Regions from separate parts of the Homo sapiens genome. Here region 1 is linked to region 2. Evidence: chromatin contacts called from ENCODE Hi-C or POLR2A ChIA-PET data. All regions are on one chromosome and are shown on one strand. Each heading gives the region's core, a stretch centred on a gene start or an enhancer-like site at or near the end of the contact. The rest is flanking DNA. Distances are from core to core; before and after follow the strand shown.

Evidence for each region. Hi-C counts contacts between places; a loop is a spot of excess contacts on that map. ChIA-PET counts read pairs that join two places held with the same protein, here RNA polymerase II (POLR2A). Pooled maps may share reads with other maps.
Region 1: a map with no recorded cell type shows a loop between it and region 2 (18-fold over the local background). The contact joins the promoter of SPTY2D1 here to the enhancer-like site in region 2. A Hi-C loop is called at or near these places in 11 of 37 single-sample maps with no recorded cell type and 5 of 50 pooled maps. POLR2A ChIA-PET finds 5 or more read pairs at or near these places in 1 of 52 experiments (activated CD4-positive, alpha-beta T cell).

Annotation. Positions count from the first base shown.
Region 1 is chr11:18,632,313-18,637,219 of GRCh38, reverse strand. It overlaps SPTY2D1 (SPT2 chromatin protein domain containing 1), which reads left to right and starts at 2,878. Exons shown (of 6, transcript NM_194285.3): 1 at 2,878-3,022. The coding sequence starts at 2,963. LOC105376578 (a long non-coding RNA gene) reads right to left here and starts at 2,871. Exons shown (of 2, transcript XR_931097.3): 1 at 2,259-2,871; 2 at 1,227-1,340. RefSeq lists an enhancer at 2,388-2,657 and a silencer at 3,714-3,893.
Region 2 is chr11:18,226,748-18,231,521 of GRCh38, reverse strand. SAA2-SAA4 (SAA2-SAA4 readthrough) reads left to right here. Exons shown (of 6, transcript NM_001199744.2): 6 at 1-167. The coding sequence ends at 20. It overlaps SAA4 (serum amyloid A4, constitutive), which reads left to right. Exons shown (of 4, transcript NM_006512.4): 4 at 1-167. The coding sequence ends at 20. Among named protein-coding and RNA genes, the nearest start is that of SAA4, 7.7 kb to the left of the region's middle. RefSeq lists a silencer at 2,092-2,141. Within about 2 kb of position 1,846, at least 2 of the 41 ENCODE cell types and tissues checked have a DNase peak (open chromatin) inside an H3K27ac peak, as active enhancers do.

The DNA.
Region 1 (4,907 bases), core at 1,629-4,128, 400 kb before region 2:
TCCCAGACGGGCAGATTACTTGAGCTCAGAAGTTCAAGACCAGCCTGGGCAACATGGTGAAACCTCATCTCTACAAAAAATACAAAATTTAACCAGGCGTGGTCGCATACACCTGTGGTCCCAGCTACTTGGGAGGCTGAGGTGGGAGGATGGCTTGAGCCCAGGTCGAGGTTGCAGTGAGCCGTGATTGCACCACCATACTCCAGCTTGAGTGACAGAGCAAGATCCTAACTGGATGTCCACATTTTTATTTGCTAAATCTGGCAACGCTATTCCCCACACTTTGTATCCCTAATACAGTTAGCACTTTCTGTTTTACATAATTGTTACTTGTGTTCACACAAGAATTAAAAGTTCTGATCAGGCAGGCAGGATATGGGTCTTTCTTTGTATCATCCATAAGGTTGGGCACACAGTAGTAGTTTCCCAGGAAGTATTTGCTGAACTCGATGATAGAATGTTTTACAAGGATACAGGAAAATTGCTCCTCTCATTCCTTACCTCATTCCCACCTCCAGCAGTTGTTCTTGATTTTGACTAACTAGGTATTAGTTACCTAATCCAAGCCCTTTTTTACATTATAACTCCATGTACATAGACTTGTACCAGTTCAAATGGGCTAACTGAAATATAGAGTCTGGTTTGGGTAATCTAAGGGTTCTAGTCTTGGCTCTCCGATTGACTAATGGTACAGTATAAGTCTAATTTCATCTCTTCAAGCTTCAGCTTTTCATCTATAAAACAGTAACAGGAAATGCCTTATACAACACTCATGATCAAGTCAGATAATCCATGTCAAGCACTAAGCATATAGTAATGGCTCAATGTATGCTAAGTACTACAATATTGAATCTTGGGAGCTTTCCACTTATCGATTCATTAATTTGGTCAAAAAATCTTTGTTGCAACTTTTATGTGCATTAGCAGGGAACTGTGCTGGTGATGGAAATAGTGATGGGTAAAATAGGCTTATGCCCATTTTCATAGCTCTGTCTATCACAGATATAGCCAATAGTTTAAAAAAAAAAAAGAACAAATATGTAATTACAAACTGTAAAATGTTGCATGAAGGGAAATACTGGGGGGCTGTAAGAATTTATAAAAGGGGCCCTGAGATAGCTCAGGAAGAGCTTCCTTGAGAAATGATGGTTGGCATTAATTGAAAACACCATATGCCAGTGTATTCGTTTGCTAGGGCTGCCAATAACAAAGTACCACAGACTAGGTGGCCTAAACAACAGACATTTATTGTCTTAACAATTCTGGTGGCTAGAATTCCATGATCAAGGTGTGGTTACCTTGAGGTCTCTCTCCTTGGTTTGTACATGGCTGTCTTCTCCCTGTGTTTTCACAAAACGATGTAGGAAAGAAAGGCTAATCTATAATCAGAGGAACAAACGCAGCTGCCTGTTATGTAGCTCAGGTTCCATAATAACATTCTTTTAAGGCGCAAAATAACTTAAAGTTCCAACAGCTTTGATTTTGAATTACGTTCGCAGCATTAAACCATCAAAGAGTAAGAGCCAGCAGCTTTGTCTAGCATGTTTTTTGTTTTTTTTTTTTGAGACGGAGTCTCGCTCTGTCGCCCAGGCTGGAGTGCAGTGGCGGGATCTCGGCTCACTGCAAGCTCCGCCTCCCGGGTTCACGCCATTCTCCTGCCTCAGCCTCCCAAGTAGCTGGGACTACAGGCGCCCGCCACTACGCCCGGCTAATTTTTTGTATTTTTAGTAGAGACGGGGTTTCACCGTTTTAGCCGGGATGGTCTCGATCTCCTGACCTCGTGATCCGCCCGCCTCGGCCTCCCAAAGTGCTGGGATTACAGGCGTGAGCCACCGCGCTCGGCCTGTCTAGCATGTTTTAACAGCTTGACATATTTACATACTGTATCATTCTCACCCGTCTTAAGTGTACGATTTTTAGTACATGTATAGTGCAACCATCCCCACAATCCAGTTTGGAGGCATTTCCATCCCACCGAAAAGATCCCGAGTACCTGTTTGCTATCAATCCCCTGGCGGGTTCCCACTTGCAGACCCAGGTTTGCCTAATTATTTTCAGTGTTTTTGCTAAGTCGAAATGACCTTACAGATCCAAGATAACTCTCCAAAAGAAGTCAGGACTAGGATCCCAATGAATATGAATATGAAGCATATGTTCATCAGTACACCAAAGTTATGTCAAGGCTGGGTCTGTATGTGAAATTCCTTAATCCATTGCCTGAGCAAAAACACAGGTTGGCTGCTCCACATAAAACTTACTTTCTAAACGGGGCAAAAGAAGTAAGCGCGTGCCCCCATCCCCGGCACGCGTGCATCTGAGTAGGAGGTAAGCGCACGGCATGTGGCCGAATTTGATGAGTAATGGGCATCCAAGACAGGACCACGGCGCTGCTGTGTGCGCCTGCGCAGCTTCGCGAGCGCCTAGACACAAGTAGCCCAAACCCCGGCTCGAGATCCGTCTGTTCAGCTGTTGTGGCGCCGCCGTTTTGGATCTAAGCGCCTACCCGTGACACCCAGAGAACCCAGGCCTGGCAAGTAAACCCTCTACCCCCTCACTTTCTCTACCCAGCGCTCACAAGGAGCAACAAGATGACAAGACCGCGCGCCCGGGCCACCAGGGAAGCCGCTCTCTCGCTTAGCCACACCCCCTTGGTTGCTAAAATGCCTAGTCCCTGCCCCTCGGGTCGACGCCAGCAGCCACGTATCACGTTTGTACGTGTCTCGGCCTAAAAGCGGAAGTTACGCAGGGACTCGCGAGCGCTGTGGCGGCCCTGAAAGGATATAGGCCGTGGAGGGAAGGGGGCGGGCAGACGGCATAGGAAGGCGCCGGAAGTGGTCCCGCAGAGGCGGGGTGGGAGTGGGGCTCCCGAGGCAGTGCAGTTGGCTGTAGCTGGGCGCCTCGGTTAGGTGCGCTGTCAGTCCTTTCCGAGTGCCTGGCCCAGTCTCTCCCGCCTCGGCCCAACATGGACTTCAGAGAAATTCTCATGATAGCTTCCAAGGGACAAGGTGTCAACAATGTGCCGGTAAGTAGCAGCTGGGGCATCAATGTAGGGGACCCTAGTCTTCCAAGTTCGGAATGTGTGTGGCCCATGGAACTTCTGGGCAGCCGCCTATCGGCTCCGGGAGAGGAAAGACCCGGACGCCTTATTTCCTTTTCTTGGGTTTATACTCTTGGGAACTCGGGAGAAAAGAGCTTGGGACGAGACGCGGGAGCCTTCCTGTGAATGGGTTTCGCCGGCTTATTTACCCCTGCAACAGGGACTTTGCGGTTTGGGTGTTGTAGCTAGAATTGCGTGAAAGCCGTGAGTGAGCTGTGCCTGGCACGCTGTGGATTCTAGCGCTGGTAGTTTTTGGCTTCCACATAAACTTCAGCCTAGAGATTGGGAAGGAAATATGTATGTAAGGGAGTTAGGGGGTTTGGGGTCCTTGGCTTGATAGCTTTTTGGCTGGCTTCTCATCGATCTTCAAGTCAAACGTTTAGCGATTTCTTGAAAGAATTCTCTGACTCGGCCCCACCCACTCAGCCACCGAGGTGATTAAATTATCACCTCCCAGGGGATAGGTATCATCTTTTGGGAAGAGAAGTTTAGCAGATTCCACGAAATCCTTGGCCAACAGAATAGGTGAGCTAGTTTCAGCTTCTGTTTACTTGTAGCCTTCCAGATTTCAGTCTTTGTTTAAAATCTAGGTCCCATTTGGTCAGTAGATGTTTGTCAGTTCGCTTACAGTCGCAAGAGCGGTGTAAGACTTAAATGGTAAAGTGGTGGAGAGCGCCTGGTTTCTGGGGGTTATGGCTGTTTTGCATAAGCTAATCATTTCCAGATTTTCAGATGGTACCCACAGCACAGCTGTAAACCGATAAGTTGCATGGTGATGCCTGCGGTTTGAGCAGTGAGGTATAGAACTAAAACGGCTCTCAAAGTCAATTCAGCTAGAATTTATTGAGCTCCGACGAAGTGCTCTGCATTTCCTAGATATTCGTATATTGCAATATTCGTTTTTTTCTCTTCTGCAGCTTTTTTTTGTCTTCTGAGGCTAGTTCATTCTTTTATCCCTTTGAAAATATTGATCTGAAAAAGGTCTATATTTATGTTTATAAATATATGTATATATACACACACACAGCCATCCCTTATCCCAAGAACTCTGAATAACCATTCCTCTAAGCCGTGAGTCATAAGCTTTGCATGTTGAAGGTATAGACTCAAACCTTTGAAACCCAGATCAACAGATTTACTTTCTAGAAGCATCTGTAAATTTTCCAGATGAATCAATATTGGGTCTAGTAACCATTCATCTTTGCATAATTTGGTCTGTATTTCATTCTAGATCTTATTGAATTTCAGTAAAGGTCAAAGATAGTACTAGCTTTGATGCCCAGTACTGTTCTGTGGAAGAATCAGAACTAAGTCATTTCTTATTCTGAAAGCCAGTAGCTGCTGGGAGAAAAGCAGACAGATAATCCTAAAGCAGAAAATTTCAAAATATGTGTATATGTCATAATATATGCATTATCTATGATTGGAATAACAGAAGAATCAAAAAGGGGAAAAAAGTAATTTAAAATTTAATAGATGGGCGCAATGGCTCAGGCCTGTAATCCCAGCACTTTGGGAGGCCTAGGCGGGAGAATCACCTGAAGTCAGGAGTTTGAGACCAGCCTGACAAATATGATGAAACCCCATCTCTACTAAAAATACAAAAATTAGCCGGGCATGGTGGTGTGCGCCTGTAATCCCAGCTACTTGGGAGGCTGAGACAGAATTGCTTGAACCCAGGAGGCGGAGATTGCAGTGAGCTGAGATCGTGCGATTGCACTCCAGCCTGGGCAACAAGAGAAAAACTTCATTTCAAAAAAAAAAAAATCAATAGATAATATAGCCATATATTTTATGAATCATGCATTCT
Region 2 (4,774 bases), core at 597-3,096:
GCCTGCCTAAGAAATACTGAGCTTCCTGCTCCTCTGCTCTCAGGGAAACTGGGCTGTGAGCCACACACTTCTCCCCCCAGACAGGGACACAGGGTCACTGAGCTTTGTGTCCCCAGGAACTGGTATAGGGCACCTAGAGGTGTTCAATAAATGTTTGTCAAATTGAATTTGTTGGTGGAAACTGGGAACATTGAGGCAGACTTTCTGGGAAGAATGGTCATCTGAGGCCATATGGAAGATAAACAGCACCATGGCAGATGAGCCTGTGACTGAGGGGGACCAAGGACTCCCAGCTGGCCTGTAACTATGCAGGCTCCTCACATGACCCAAGCCAAGCTTCTCTGGTCATTTTCGGCCCCAGCTTCCCCTCCTGAGTAAGCCTAAGCCGGCAAAGCACTGACCATCATCCTGGGCTTCTGAGTGGCTGGAGTCATGGCTCTGGCACAGCCCTGGGCAGTCTTCCATCAGTCTCCTCTGTATCTCAGATTGGACTTCTACCCCCAAATTCCCACTTCTTCTTCAGGGCCTCACAGTTTATTTTGTTGCAGTTTCCAGGCCTCTCTGTATACAGACTTTGTACTGCCCAATTCATTGCATCCTGTCCACTCTCTGCCTCTAGGCCTTGTCCCCCAGTGAGCTCTTTCCTTATGGAGAAGGTACATTGTGGGCTGAGTGTGGTGGCTTATGCCTGTAATCCTAGCCTTTTGGGAAGCTGAGGCAGGAGGATCGCTTGAGCCCAGGAGTTCAAGACCAGCTAGGCAACATAGTGAAACCTCATCTTTACTAAAAACCAAAAAAATTAGCCAGACATGATGGCATGTGCCTGTATTCCCAGCTACTTGGGAGGCTGAGGCTAGAGTACTGCTTGAGCCCAGGAGGTCAAGGCTGTAGTAAGCTATGATCACTCCATTGTACTCCAGCTTGTATGACAGAGTGAGACCCTGTCTCAATAAAAACAAGGTACATTGCTTAGAGAAGCCTAATCCTAGGAGTTCTATCCTAGAAACTGCTATCTTGGACTCTGGTTTCTTTCTTTCTTTCTTTTTTTTTTTTTTTTTTTGAGACAGAGTCTTTCTCTGTTGCCCAAGCTGGAGTGCAGTGGCACGATCTCAGCTCACTGCAAACTCTGCCTCCTGGGTTCAAGCAATTATCACACCTCAGCCTCTGGAGTAGCTGGGACCACAGGTGCGCACCACCATGCCCGGCTAATTTTTGTGTTTTTAGTAGAGATGGGGTTTCGCCATGTTGGCCAGGCTGGTGTCAAACTCCTGGCCTCAAATGATCTGCTGCCTTGGCCTCCCAAAGTGCTGGGATTACAGGCCTGAGCCCCTCTGCCTGGCCGACTCTGATTTATCTCTTATCAACACCCGTGCCTCCCCTGACTCAATTTTTAATTTGTCCCGCTCATTTTACCTAAGGAATGACTCTCCTGTTGGTTTTCCTTATCTTTATTCTCTTTTTTTTTTTTTTTTTTTTTTTTTTTTTTGACAAAATCTCCCTTTGTCAAACAAGCTGGAGTGCAATGGGGTGATCTCGGGTTACTCAACCTCCGCCTCCCGGGTTCAGGGGATTTTTTCACCTCACCCTTCCGAGCAGCTGGGATTACAGGCATGGGCCACCACACCTGGCTAATTTTTGGGTTTTTAATAAAAAAGGGGGTTCACCATGTTGGCCGGGCTGGGCTAACTCATGGGCTCAACTGGCCAAGGGTCTGAAAATGTAGGCCTGAACCACTGCACCTGGCCGGCATTTCGTTGGCTTTTAGTTCAAATAAAATTCTACTTCCTGTCCTAAAGGGGAAGTGAGATATGTAGATAGACAACACAGTTTAGTAAGAGCCTCAACAGAAGCACACACTGGTGGCAATCCAAATTTTGCTGGGGTATGGGAAGTCAGCAAATAGTAATTAGAATAGCTGCCATTTTTAATTGCAATTGCAAGACTGTGCCCTACAGTTTAAATACTTTATCTGATTTAAGCTGCAGAGAAGGCTTTGATGTTCTCAGCTGGATAAACTGAGGTTTAGAGAGGTTTGTGTTTAGGACCTTCTCCAAGGTCACATATGTAACAGGTGCAGAGCCAGGACTGCAGGCTGGTTTGTCTGACTTCAGAACCTGTGATACACTGAACAAGGCCAAGAGGTTCAGCAGTGGAGACCCCTTTCTTCTTCGTGGATCTCCAGCACTTGGTTTAAATGGCCAGGTGAGCCCTTATGCTTGGGGAAATGTCTGACTTGTTTGAGAACAGGCACCATATCTTGTTCATCACTGCATGCTTAATGCCTAGCAGGGTCCAGGCACTCAGTAGTTGCTTTCTGAATTAGATTATCCCATTGAAAACCTACACTTCAACCCACATTACTCTTCACTCTTGCACATTGTCTTCTTCCTCTTAATAAGTCAAACTTGTTGAAAGTATTGCCCATCTACACACCTTCTGATTCTTCACTTCTGATCATATGTTAACCCACTCCAGCCTGGTTTCTGTCCCCACAACTTCAGCAAAATACCTTTGTCACCACTGACCTCCATGCTGCCAAAAACAATGAACATCTCTCTTTTCTCATATCAGTAGCTCTGTGAGCAACATTCAACGCAGTTGCCTTCCCCTTCCTTCCTGATATATTTGGTCTCTTGGCTTCATAATACTACTCTTTCCTTCATCAGCTCTAAGTAGCATAATATTACCCTCTACCTCAATTCTCCTTTATTTCCTTAGCTGGGACTTTTTTTATCTCCCCAAACTCTGTGTTCTTCAGACTTGGCTCTGGGCCCCCATTCTTTATTTCTCTATGCTCTCTTTCACAAGTCTAAATAGTACTTATATGTGGATGGCTTTTAAAATTATATCTCCCCCTGCAAAACTCATTTCTGAGCTCCATGCTTGTACATCCAACTGGCTACTTGACATATCTACATAGCTGGCTTCCAGATATCTCAAACTTAACGTGTCCCAAAATGAACTCGGGTTTTCCCGTCAGAACTCTTCACACTCCAGGTTTCTCCATTTCAGTTAATGACATGGCCATTCTCTCTGTTCCTCACACCAGTTAGGGGAATGTGTTGATGCTTCCCTTCACTTTACCCCCACATTCAATCCGCTGGATGTGAACTTCCAAAGTTCATCTCTAATCCATTGACTTCCTCTCATTTACACCCTCATGCTCCTGGCTACATCATTTCTCATCTGGGGTACTGCGGTAGCCATCTAACTAGTCTCCCCATTTTATTTTATTTTATTTTATTTTATTTATTTTATTTTTTTTGAGATGAAGTCTCGCCCTGTTGCCAGGCTTGAGTGCAGTGGCACAATCTCGGCTCACTGCAACCTCCGCCTCCTGGGTTCTAGCGATTCTTGTGCCTCAGCCTCCTAAGTAGCTGGGACTACAGGCGCCTGCCACCACGCCCAGCTAATTTTTGTACTTTTAGTAAAGACGGGGTTTCACCATGTGGGCCAGGATGGTCTCAGTCTCCTGACCTCGTGATCCACTGCCTCGGCCTCCCAAAGTGCTGGGATTACAGGCGTGAGCCACCGCGGCTGGCCGATTATTTAGATTATTAAAGGTCACTGCAGTCCCGTTTCAAGCTCCAATATCATGTCTGTTTTAAAGCATCCTGCTCCGCTATTGTTGGCTAGATTGTAGTGGGAGTGCTGGGAGGGGTGACGGTTAGAGACTCTTTCCCTGCTCCTCTGGCACCAGCACCTTAGAGAAGGGTGGGGATAGTCTAGTTCTGAGATGTCTTTCTATCACACTTCTCAGCCTCAGGATTGGGAAAGGGGAGAGATGTAAAGGAGGGGGTAATCATTTTGGCCTCACCCTGGTTTGATGTGCTTCTAACTGATGCTGATATATATTCTCTACTGATGTGGAGGTCTCTACTGAGATGGTGGTCAGGGTTCTTCCTGATGTGAAATCCAGCTCCCTCAGATATGGGGGTGGAACTGCCCAGAGAAGAACAGCTGTATCTACGACTGGTCCTGAAAGTGGTCCTTGTTCCAAGCCCCCTCTCTGGGTAAGGTTTACCTTACCTGGCCCAGCCACTGCTTTTTCCCTAACCTCAGTGGTTTTCTCAATAGACCCACCAGAATGGCTGAGGATCTCTTCTCTTCCTGCCCAGGGGTGCAGAGATCAGAGTTGGGTAAGAAGTCACCCCATCTTCTTTTTAGGCATATTCCACCAATACCTCTTCAAGCTCTGCTGGCCTGGGCTACTCCATCCTTCAGAAATCCCCAGATGAGAAGCAGGCACCAGAATGTTCACACATGGTGAGCTCTCTCAGGAACTCACCACACTCCCCTCTGCTTTGATGGGGGCACCAGAATGAGCTGGCAGTTTTTGCAGCTCAGTATGCACCCAGCTGGGAAGGCATTTTTCTTTTCTTTGTATTTATTCATTTTTAATGTTTTAAAAATTCAACTTTTATTTTAGAGACAGTGGGTACATGTACAGGTTGGTCTACATATATTGAACCCAGGTAGTAAGCATGGTACCCAAAAGGTAGTTTTTCAACCCACTCTCCCCTCCCTCCACCTCCTAGTAGTCTGCAGTATCTATTGTTCCCATGCTTATGTCCATGTGTGCTCAATGTTTAGCTCCCACATATACATGAGGACATGTGGTATTTGGTTTTCAGTTCTTGTGTTAATTCACTTAGGATTATGGCTTCCAGCTGCATCCATGTTGCTACAAAGGACATAATTTCATTATTTTTTATGGCTGTGTAGTATTCCATAGCATGTATGTACCACATTTTCTTTATCCAGCCCACCACTC